2 separate regions of the Mus musculus genome follow, and region 2 is linked to region 1. A link is a loop called in an ENCODE intact Hi-C map of the cell type or tissue named here. Cell type or tissue: heart. All regions are shown on one strand. Region 1 has its middle 15 kb from the start of Aggf1. Region 2 holds the start of Gm52025 (a long non-coding RNA gene).

What was found. Hi-C counts contacts between places; a loop is a spot of excess contacts. Peaks named below come from ENCODE experiments on the same cell type or tissue, not always from the same donor. Only the 100,000 strongest peaks of a DNase experiment are listed, where the experiment ranks them.
Region 2: it touches region 1 in a loop (5-fold over the local background); 40 of 42 quality-filtered maps call a loop at or near these places.

The regions. Positions count from the first base shown.
Region 1 is chr13:95,387,404-95,392,403 of GRCm38, reverse strand. No RefSeq gene overlaps it. Among named protein-coding and RNA genes, the nearest start is that of Aggf1, 15 kb to the right of the region's middle. In heart, a CTCF peak has its summit at 2,050 (motif pointing left); no DNase peak of the experiment used is centred here; H3K27me3 peaks cover 691 bases.
Region 2 is chr13:95,468,625-95,473,624 of GRCm38, reverse strand. Gm52025 (a long non-coding RNA gene) reads right to left here and starts at 3,294. Exons shown (of 3, transcript XR_003950528.1): 1 at 3,108-3,294. In heart, CTCF peaks have their summits at 2,436 (motif pointing right) and 4,934 (motif pointing right); no DNase peak of the experiment used is centred here.

The sequences.
Region 1 (5,000 bases):
GTGTTACTGAGGATCAAATGCAGGGCCCCAGGCATGTGGCCACTGAGCCCCTTCCTAGCTTATGAAGGTCATCGACACGTTTACACATTTTATTCTCTGAGACAAACATCTTTTAGGCTTAGACTTCTCAAATCTACTTTTAATAAGGGTACTTAAATGCTTTAACCTCCCTTCTAGCCCACCACCCACCAGAGGTAGTGGAAAGGCAAGGTTAATCGGGCAAAGGAGGATGTGGCCCTGTTTAGAAATAGTTCTTTGGAGCAAATCCAATCTGTGTTGTGAGGATAGCAGCAGCAGCACGATCCGCCCACAAACACCATTCATGAATGAATCAGCAAAGGTAGGTCAACCCAGAGAAACCCCAAGACTGCCAATTGGCCAATTGACTTAAGAGTCCTTGGAGGTCGCAAGAAGCCACTGGAACACCCCCAGAAGTTTTTTGGTGTGTTTCTCTCTATGAAGTCACAATAAACAGTGACCAGCAAAGAGTGGCAAGGCGTACCAGTTCCATCCAGCATCACGCACTGTCCACTGGGCTATATTTCTATCCTCTCTAATGTCACATGTTCTCTCAAGCATCCGCTCCAGCAAAACATCACAAGCCCTTTTTCCAGGCTGCCTCCAGAAAAACACCACGTGACTGTTCTCAATAAAACACCCTCTCACGTGTCTGCTTTAGCGAAATCCTCCTCCTCCTAAGACAGTGTCCAGAAAAACATCACATGACACAATGGAATCTCCAAAGAAACCAGAAACATCTTCTGTTTGTCACTGACAATTCTCTCCTGAAAGGGAGTCCAAGGGCCTAGAAGGCTTGCCTTGATCACGTGACAGCTTTGAGAGCCACGAAATTCTGAACCTTTTGATTCCATGCAGTGAATGAATCCTATCGTGATTTGATGCAAGCGGTGCTTTTCAATCTTCTTAGAGATTATTTGTATCCTATAGCATCCTTGTAAGTGCGTGGCCAAGACCAATGGATGCTGTGTGAACCAGAAAGTGATGTCTCTGACTTGCGTTTCCTTTATTTTCAGGCTGATTATATGTTTCTGAGGATTTTAGAGAAAAGCATTAGTGTAGGTGTTTGTGATGAGACTCACAGCTTCATAATGACAGTCTGATGCGCTGTTTTCCCTGAATGCGACCATGATCTAGGCTGAGTTGCAGGCTGGTGACCCCGTGGCACGGTAGCTTTTATGTGAGGTCACTGGGAAGACAATGAATCTAAAACATTATCAAATGGGGCCAGGACCGTGTAGCCTATAGAGCAGTGGTTCTCAATCTGTGGGTCGTGACTCCTTTGGCAAAGCTCCATCTCTAAAACCATTTACATTACAGTCTACAACAGTAGCAAGTTACAAATATGAAGTATCAACAACAACAACAACAAAAAATCTATGGCTGGGGTGGGGGGAATCCCTGTATAAAGGGTAGTCGCAGCATTAGGAAGGCGAGAAGCACTGTTCTAGAGTGTAGTAGCCCTAGTAAGAAAACCATGGAAATGACTTACTTGGCTCTCCTCCTAGCATTCATCCTCCTACCATGAATAAAGTTTCCTGAGACTGCAGGGTGGAAAGGAACTTGTGGCTCTCTGTTGAACACTGGCTTACAACAAGTTTATAGGACGTCAAGACAGTGTGGACTGGCTGTTATGACTGTTATGTCTGGCTCAGTTGGTCGATTCTTTCTACCATGTGGTATCTAACTCTGGCCGCCAGGGTAAGCAGCAGGCGGGCACCTTTACCTGGTGAAACAGCCTTCTTTGTCTTCACTCTTTTGTGGGGTGCATTTCAGAACAGGGCCCTTCTTAGCGTTCTCTAGCGCTTCCTACAGCTTTACCACTGATAATAAATACGGAAACCACGGACGTTCCTTTCCTTGACTGTGTCACTGCGGTCACACAGTCAAGAATTTCTTCAGACCCTTAAAAGCATTTTTTTTTTCCTTAAAGGTAATACTGGATTTCTGAAAGCAAACAGACTGCAGTGCTGGGGGAATGCGGCTCAGGCTCCCAGAAGCACTTATGTTTGAGAAGCCTGCCACCTGCTGGACACGTGAGGAAGTAGCATGGCGGAGAACAAAGTTCTCCAAATGCTCCTTGTTGAAAATCTAAGGCAAGCAATGCCTCAACTGTCACCCCAGCTTTGGGGAGCAAAATGAATAAGTAAGACTTTGTGAAACGATTTCCATGGCAGTCTCGTATATTTCTAATATAGACAGATTTTGTTAACTTAAAAATTCGTGTGTGGGGGTGGGGAGTCTCGAAGTGTCGCTCAGTTGTTAGGGTGTTTGCCCAGTATGCACGGAGCCCTGGGTTTGAACCCCAGTACTGCATAAACCTACACGGTAGAACATACCTTCAATTTCAGTACTCGTGAGGTCGATGCATGAAGAGTAGAAGTTCAAATGGAGTGGGGGCAGGGGATCGAAAGTTCAAAGACGTTCTTGGATCCTTGGTTACATAAGGTCTACTAAGGCCAGCCTGGGACATGTGACACCTAGACTCAAAAACAAAACAAAACAAAACAAAACAAAACAAAACAAAACAAAACAACAAAACACCAAAGCAAAAAGCTTTAAGGACCCGAAGAGACACTGGCAAAAGCAATAATAATGATAAATACAGTGTGCAGTGTCCTGCTGTGTGCAGAACTCTTGATCTCTACTTTTTTGCAACACTCAGTACCACCCCAGGCATATTTTGTGCACCAGAACCTTCATGCTACAGAGTGCATCAAAGGAGGGGAGGGCTCTGCGACCCTCTCCTCACCCTCCAATCACTCTCAGCCCTGGAGTCACAGAGATAGGTATCATCATGGATACCTTTATCCCCACCAACTGCACGGCTGATAAGACGAGAGATAGTAGCCAAGTAGTGGTATCTGGAGTGGATTAATTCTGGAAAATTTGAAACTGACTTGAAAGACATAGGGACACACTAGTGACTTGACTGTCGGTTATTTGGTTCAGGAGACCGGGTGGAGCTTGGGATAAGGACAAAAAGAACACTCTGAATTTCATTAAAGCCAGAAACTTACAGCCTCGGGATGTGGAGAGCAAGTACCTCTCCTACGTTTGACACATATGAGTCATTTGAAATCAGTTTCTGTCTGAATTAGCTAGGTGCCTGGCACTGGACCAACAGAGTTTCCATGGAAAGGATGACAAAAGTTTTGCTGAGGTCATTTTTGATACACGATTGACCTGCTGATTGTGTCCCGTATTGTGTTCGGCTCTGGAGAGACAATTATAAAATAGGTCTCTGCTCCTCACGGTGTCTCCGTATGGAGTGAGACACTCGCGGTTAATATGTGAGATAACTTTAGAGAGTCGTGGAGCAAGAGGCCGTTCCCGTATGGGAACATTAGAGTCACTTCTAGACATTTCACACAAGGAGAGTGGGTTAAATCCATACTATGGGGAAGAGAGGGGATGGGACGGGGAGTACAGGAAACCAGATGTCCCTCTAGGTGCTGGAGACAGCGTCAGATCTACTCTCCCCAATGCTGTTCTTCAATGATGTCTGTGTGGACCATTTATCTTTATTCAACCCCCTAACTATCCCATCTCCAAGTCACGCACGTGTACCTATCACTAGAAAGGGAAATGGGAAAGGATATCAGGGCACAGACCTTCCAAGCTGCTAGAAAACATCTGCATAGTTGTCCATGTCTACAGATGAGTTCCGAATGGTGGCTCTTTTTGTCAGAATGGGGATAGCGAGAGACAAAGTGTGGTATAATGTCCTGAATGTGACACAGACGGTGAGAGACAGAGCCAAGGCTCATGCTTACGACTGCAGCCATAATTAACAAAACCAATAACAAATTATTAACATAGTGTAATGTACAAGTAAGGTACATGCATGGCTCTGTGTATCGATCTCTAGGTTAAATACATTCTAACTATGTGACCTGTGTGGGTTTATGCACATGTGTGCAGATGCCTACAGAGGCCGTAAGGGGGCAGTGGAGTTAAGGGGGAGCTGGAGTTACAGGCAGTTGTAAGCCACCCAGTGTAGGTGCTAGGAACTGATCTTTGAACTCCTTACACACACATCACATCGACCCCCACCAAGTGTGAAGCCCTTCCCGCTCTGATAACCAGCTCTGCTTGGGGTGTGTTTTATTCAGTGTGGGGCCCAGAGTTTGTACAAAGGACTGCCCATGGTCACTCAGTGTAGGAAATGACACTGTTGAACTAAGAACACACAAGACCATTGTTCTTTACTAAGCTACCACACTGGGCTCGAACACATTTGGCTAAAAATTAAAATGGAGTTACCCATGCCAAAATTCCACACCATCAAGTCAGAACTCAGATGCTTATCTGAGTTTCCAAGGAATGAGCAAATGTGAGAGATAAGAGCTGGCTTGCCGAGGCAGGCCAGCTTTCAAACAATGGTGTTGCCTGGTTTTAATCTTTATATCCTTTACTCCTAGTCAAAAAAATGTGAGCCAGATGTAGGGAGGTAGACATTTGCTCCCTGCCACTTCCTGTTAGACCGAGTAGGAAGATCACAGGTTAGACCCAACTTAAGCAACAGAGACCCGATCGCAAAACAAAGGCTAAGACAATATTTATTTTCTACTGTTCTCTATGTCAGTCTCTGTTCTATTTTTGCTCTTTTGTGTCTTCTTTGGTCCTTGTTTGTAAACCAGACATCCTTCAATGTGCCGTGAGAATTTACTCTGCTTATGGAAGGAAACATTGGTTGATTCTAGAGTTTCAGAGAAACCTGTCCATTAGTTTAAACTAAGTGACATGTAAGTGACATTGCTCTGCACCTTGTATACCCTTTGTTTCCACTCCTTACAAAGACAAACACACACACACACACACACACACACACACACACACACACATATCCTCTGGCGATTACTGAAAATGCCTCCTTGTCCAGCACTCTCTGGAAATCCCCAATGTTCGAAGTCTTAATGCAGGACAAAGTTGGGGAATTGTGAACACATGGGAAAGAGAAGGTGTGCCCAACTCTAGAG
Region 2 (5,000 bases), 81 kb before region 1:
GTGGGATGCAGTTCAAGAACCCCTAAAAGAAAAGCTTATGCATATTCATATACATACACACATATGCACACACACACACACACACACACACACACACACACACACACACACACACACACACACGCACACAGATAGGGGCTTTTAAGAGTGATCAGTAGGTAAAATGCCTGCCATGCGTGAGGACCTGAGTTCGGATCCCCAGAGCCCATGTAAATCTGGACTTAGTAATGTACAGCTGTACCCACAGGGCTTCTATGGTAAGATGGGGGTAGAAACTCAAGAAGCTCACGGGTCAGACATTCTGGTGTTTACAGTAGCAAACAAAAGAGATCCTGTCTTAAATAAAGAAGATAGTAAGGACTAATACCCAAGGTTGTCCTCTGACAGCACACACATGCCATACCATGTTGAATGTCCATATTCACACTCCCACTCCCCACATACACAGAGATTTAAAAGGTCATCATATTGGAAAAAGGAGACTCTTAAATTAGTATTTCTTACAATTTCACATGAGAAGTTTATTTATGTATTTCAACTATCAGTAGAATTTCAAAATATAACACACACGAATTACCAGCCTTACTTTAATATTTATTTTATGTGTGTTTATGTGTGCCTGAGAGAGAGGGGGGGAGAGAGGGAGAGAGAGTGCCTGTGTATCATGTGCACATGGGAGTCTTTGGAAGTCAGAAAAGTCATTGGGTCTGTGGAACTGGAGTTACAGGTGGTTAGATCAACCATGTGGGTGTTGGGGATTAAACCCAGGTCCCTTGCAAGAGCAGTGGGTGCTATTAACCATGGATCCATCCCTCTAGTTTGCTCAGCATTAGTTTAAATTAGCAGCTTCTCTACACTATTCACAGACAGAATGATTCTGAGTACAAAGCTGTGTTGGTTTACTGATATTAGGCAGCATAAGAAAGGGATGATGGGGTTGGCTTAGCGGTTAAGAGCAATGTCTGTCCTTCCAGAAGTCCTAAGTTCAAGCCATAGCAATTTATGGTGCTCACAACCATTTGTAATGGTATCTAATGCCCTCTTCTGGCATGCATCTTGTGATGTTTCATATATGCTTGGTCCAAAGAGTGGCACTATTAGAAGGTGTGGCCCTGTTGGAGTAGGTGTGTCACTATGGGTGTGGGCTTTAAGACTCTCTTCCTAATAGCCTGGAAGCCATTCTTCTGCTAGCTGCCTTTGGAACGAGGTGGGTCTGTCAGCTCCTCCAGCCCCATGCCTGCCTGGATGCTGCCATGCTCCTGCCTTGATGATAATGGACTGAACCTTAGAACCTGTAAGCCAGTCCCAATTCAATGTTATCCTTTATAAGAGTTGCCTTGGTCATGGTATCTGTTCACAGCAGTAAAACCCTAACTAAGACAGACATGTCCATGCATATAGAACACGCATATGCATAAAATCAATAAATCTTAAACAAAGAAAGAGCTGACTACACAATTCTACAACTCCAGGTAGTTCAGAGTGTACAACTTTGTACTGGAGCAGCCATCTGACTATCTGGGCTCCCAAAGGCCATGGCAAAGTTTAGCCCCAAACCACCAATGGCTGAAGACTGATGCTGAAGTTGACTCTTGAGGCATCAGTTCCAGATATTTCCATCATGCCACAGTTTAGCTTCTTGGTGGTCAGCACTCAGCTTACCCCTTGCTCTTTGTTCTTAGGAGCATCACTCAGATGACCAACCATAAACAAGCATTTGTCAGTCTTCAAGGAACTTTCTGTAGGACTAAGATTTAAAACTGGCCTTTATGTCATAACATATGTATTTAAAATTATTTTTCATATCTTCAAACCTTATGCCAGCAATCTTAGTGACACAGGTCTGTACTCCCAGGTATTCAAGAGGCTAAGGCAAAAGGATGCCAAGTTTGAGGCCAGCCTAGGCGGCTTGGTGACACTGTTTCTGTGAAGAGGGGGTGGGGCTGGGTGGCAGAGTACTTACTTGTGAGGTCCTGTTATCTCTATTTTTTTCCAAAATGACATTTATTTGAGATTATGAAGTATGTAGCTTTTATGGACAGGTTTATTTTACTTAGCAATATCCATTTCTATGACTTCGATGACTTCTCATGCCTTGGTAGTTCACTGTTTTTCAGTGCTGAATTCCATTGTCTGGTGTCTGGGTGTGTTACAGTTTATCTGGTCATCTACTGATTGATGTCTTGGCTGTGCCCAAGTGTTCATATTTACAAATAAAGCCACTGGAAAAATACACATGTTGCTGTGTAGATGTTTGTTCCTTTATTAAAAATTTTAGTTACATTTATTGAGTGTGTGTGTGTGTGTGTGTGTGTGTGTGAGAGAGAGAGAGAGAGAGAGAGAGAGAGAGAGAGAGAGAGAGAGAGAGATTATGCGTGCATGAGTGTAATGCCCTCAGAGGCCAGAAGAGGGCATCAGATCCTATGGAGCTGGAACTACATGCCTAAGAACTAACTGATGTGGGTGCCAAGAAGAAAACTCAGGTCCTCTGCAGAGCAGCAGATGCTCTCACCCTCTGAGTCATCTCCAGTCTCTAGACACGGGAGTTTTGTTTGTTTTTGAGACAGTGTCTCACTGTGTATCCCTGGCTGGCCTAAAAGTCACCATGTAGACCAGTCTGGCCTCATGTTCCCCTGCCTCTTCCTCCCAATGCTGAGTTTAAAGGTGCACACCCCCCATGCCTGTCTCAGACAGAAGGTTGTTTGTTTTGTTTGTTTGCTTTTTTGAGACAACATCTTTCTACAGAGCCCTGGCTCGCCTGGGACTCACTCTATAGTCCAGGTTGGCCTCAAATTCACAGAGATCCACCTGTCTCTGCCTCTTAAAGGCCTACATAGCAAGCTCAAGGCCCGCTAAGGCTACATAGCTAGCCCCTGTCTCAACAAAAATCAGGAAAACAAAGGAGGAAAAAAATCAAATCTACTGTAAGACAGACCTCTTTCTCACCGTGTCTCCGGGTACAGCACAGTAAGACAGTACACTACACTGGGGTGTACCTAGGTTCCAGAAATGCCCACCAGCTCCCAGGAAATGCTGCATATCCAGCTGTCTTGGAATACACTGTATGCTAAATGTAGCCTAAAGACAGCACGAGAGCATGGACTTACCATGAATGTGTCCAATTTAAGTTTTGCCATCCTCAAGCAGCTGGCTGGGTGTCTGTGACTGTGTGGGTCTGTGATGTCAGGGACCTCCTGTGCCTGCAGGAGGGGCTCTGACAGGAATAGCACTGACTGCTAAGCACTGACTGGAGGGGGCAGAGCTGCTAGCAGGGCTTGAGAGCTCCTGTTGTTCAGCGAGGAGAGAGCCCAGAGAGACGGAGGAACAAAGCTAGAGAGCGTGTGAAGCCACCCATGCTCTGATCTTATCACAAGGAAGGGAAATCTTTTATGATGACCAGGTGTCACCTAGCACCCACTCTCTTACCATTTCCACACAGAGTTTTCTCAGCACATGGGTGGGTCTATGTCTATACTTCATAAAAACTAAGTTGCCGTCAAGTACGTTTGTACTCTATATATTTCAGCTTAGTAAACACACCCACACCACACACACACACACACTCATACACACATACCACACACCACACACTACACACACACACATACATACTACACACACTACACATACACTATACACACATACCACACACACATACACACACACTATACACACATACCACACACACATACACATACCATGCACACATACACACACACACCACGCACATGTATACATACACATACACACACCACACACACACTACACACACATACTATCCACACATACATACCACACACACACCACACCACACACACTATACACACATACCACACACACACATACACACACACTACACACATACACACAGACACTACACACACACCACACACACACATACACACTCATATACACACACATACCACACACACCACACACACACTATATACACACCACACCCACACACCCACACACCCACACACACACATACACACACACACACACACACACACACACACACATTGTGATGGATGATTTTATGTCAACTTGGTACAAGCTAAAATCATCTAAAAGGAGGGAATCTCAATTAAATGTCTCCCTAAGATCTGGCTCTAGGCAAGCCTGTAAGGCATTTTCTTAATTAATAAATGATGTGGGCGGGCCCAGCTGAGTATGGATAGTGGCATCCCTAGGCTGGTAGTCCTGGAGCTTGGGACAGTGAAAAACACAGGGAAAGCGGGAGTGAAGGACCCCTTCAATTCTGTTTCATGGTGGGAGAAGAGATTCTTAAAACTGACACGAATGGGAAGGAGAGGGAATTAGAAGGCGACCAATCAGGGATAAGGGGGCCACACAGACAGAGGTGAGAATCCTAGTCTCTATCAGCCATGTGTGGAAGGCTCAGGACTTGCAGTTTCTTTTTGCTTCCTACCTCTGGCCCGGGTCTTTCTGCCTAGGCTCCCTCCGCTAGCTCCCACTCCTACTGCGCTGGTCCCTCCCAATCTCCATGATCTGGGACCTGGCTGGCTCCAGAACCCCCAGTTCCTTTTGGCCACTCCAAGTTTGAATGGACTCAGAGTTGATGTGAAGGGAGGCATTCCGAGTAGTCCGGGGACTGGGGAATTCAGCCATTACTGTGTACAGGGCAGCAAAGTCCGAGTATGGCCATTCTCAGTGGCCCTACTGTTGTCCCTGCCATCGGCTCCAGGCAACCCTGAGCATCCTTAAGCCACCAGACGCTCTGCTTTTGTATGGATGATGCCATCAGGAGATCTGTCATTTCCAGGACCCTTCCCAGCTTTCCTGTCATCGCTATCACCGTCACCAACAGCACCAACGTAAAGGTGCCACGCCATCAGCTCCGCCGTCTTCGCCGTCTTCTGTCAGCGGTGCACGCCAACTTGGCACTGTACAGCTAGAGATCACACTGCCGCGTGAACACCAGGAGGCAGAGGTGACTGGCAGGGGACGTTTTATTCTCTCTCTGCAAGTCTAACCAG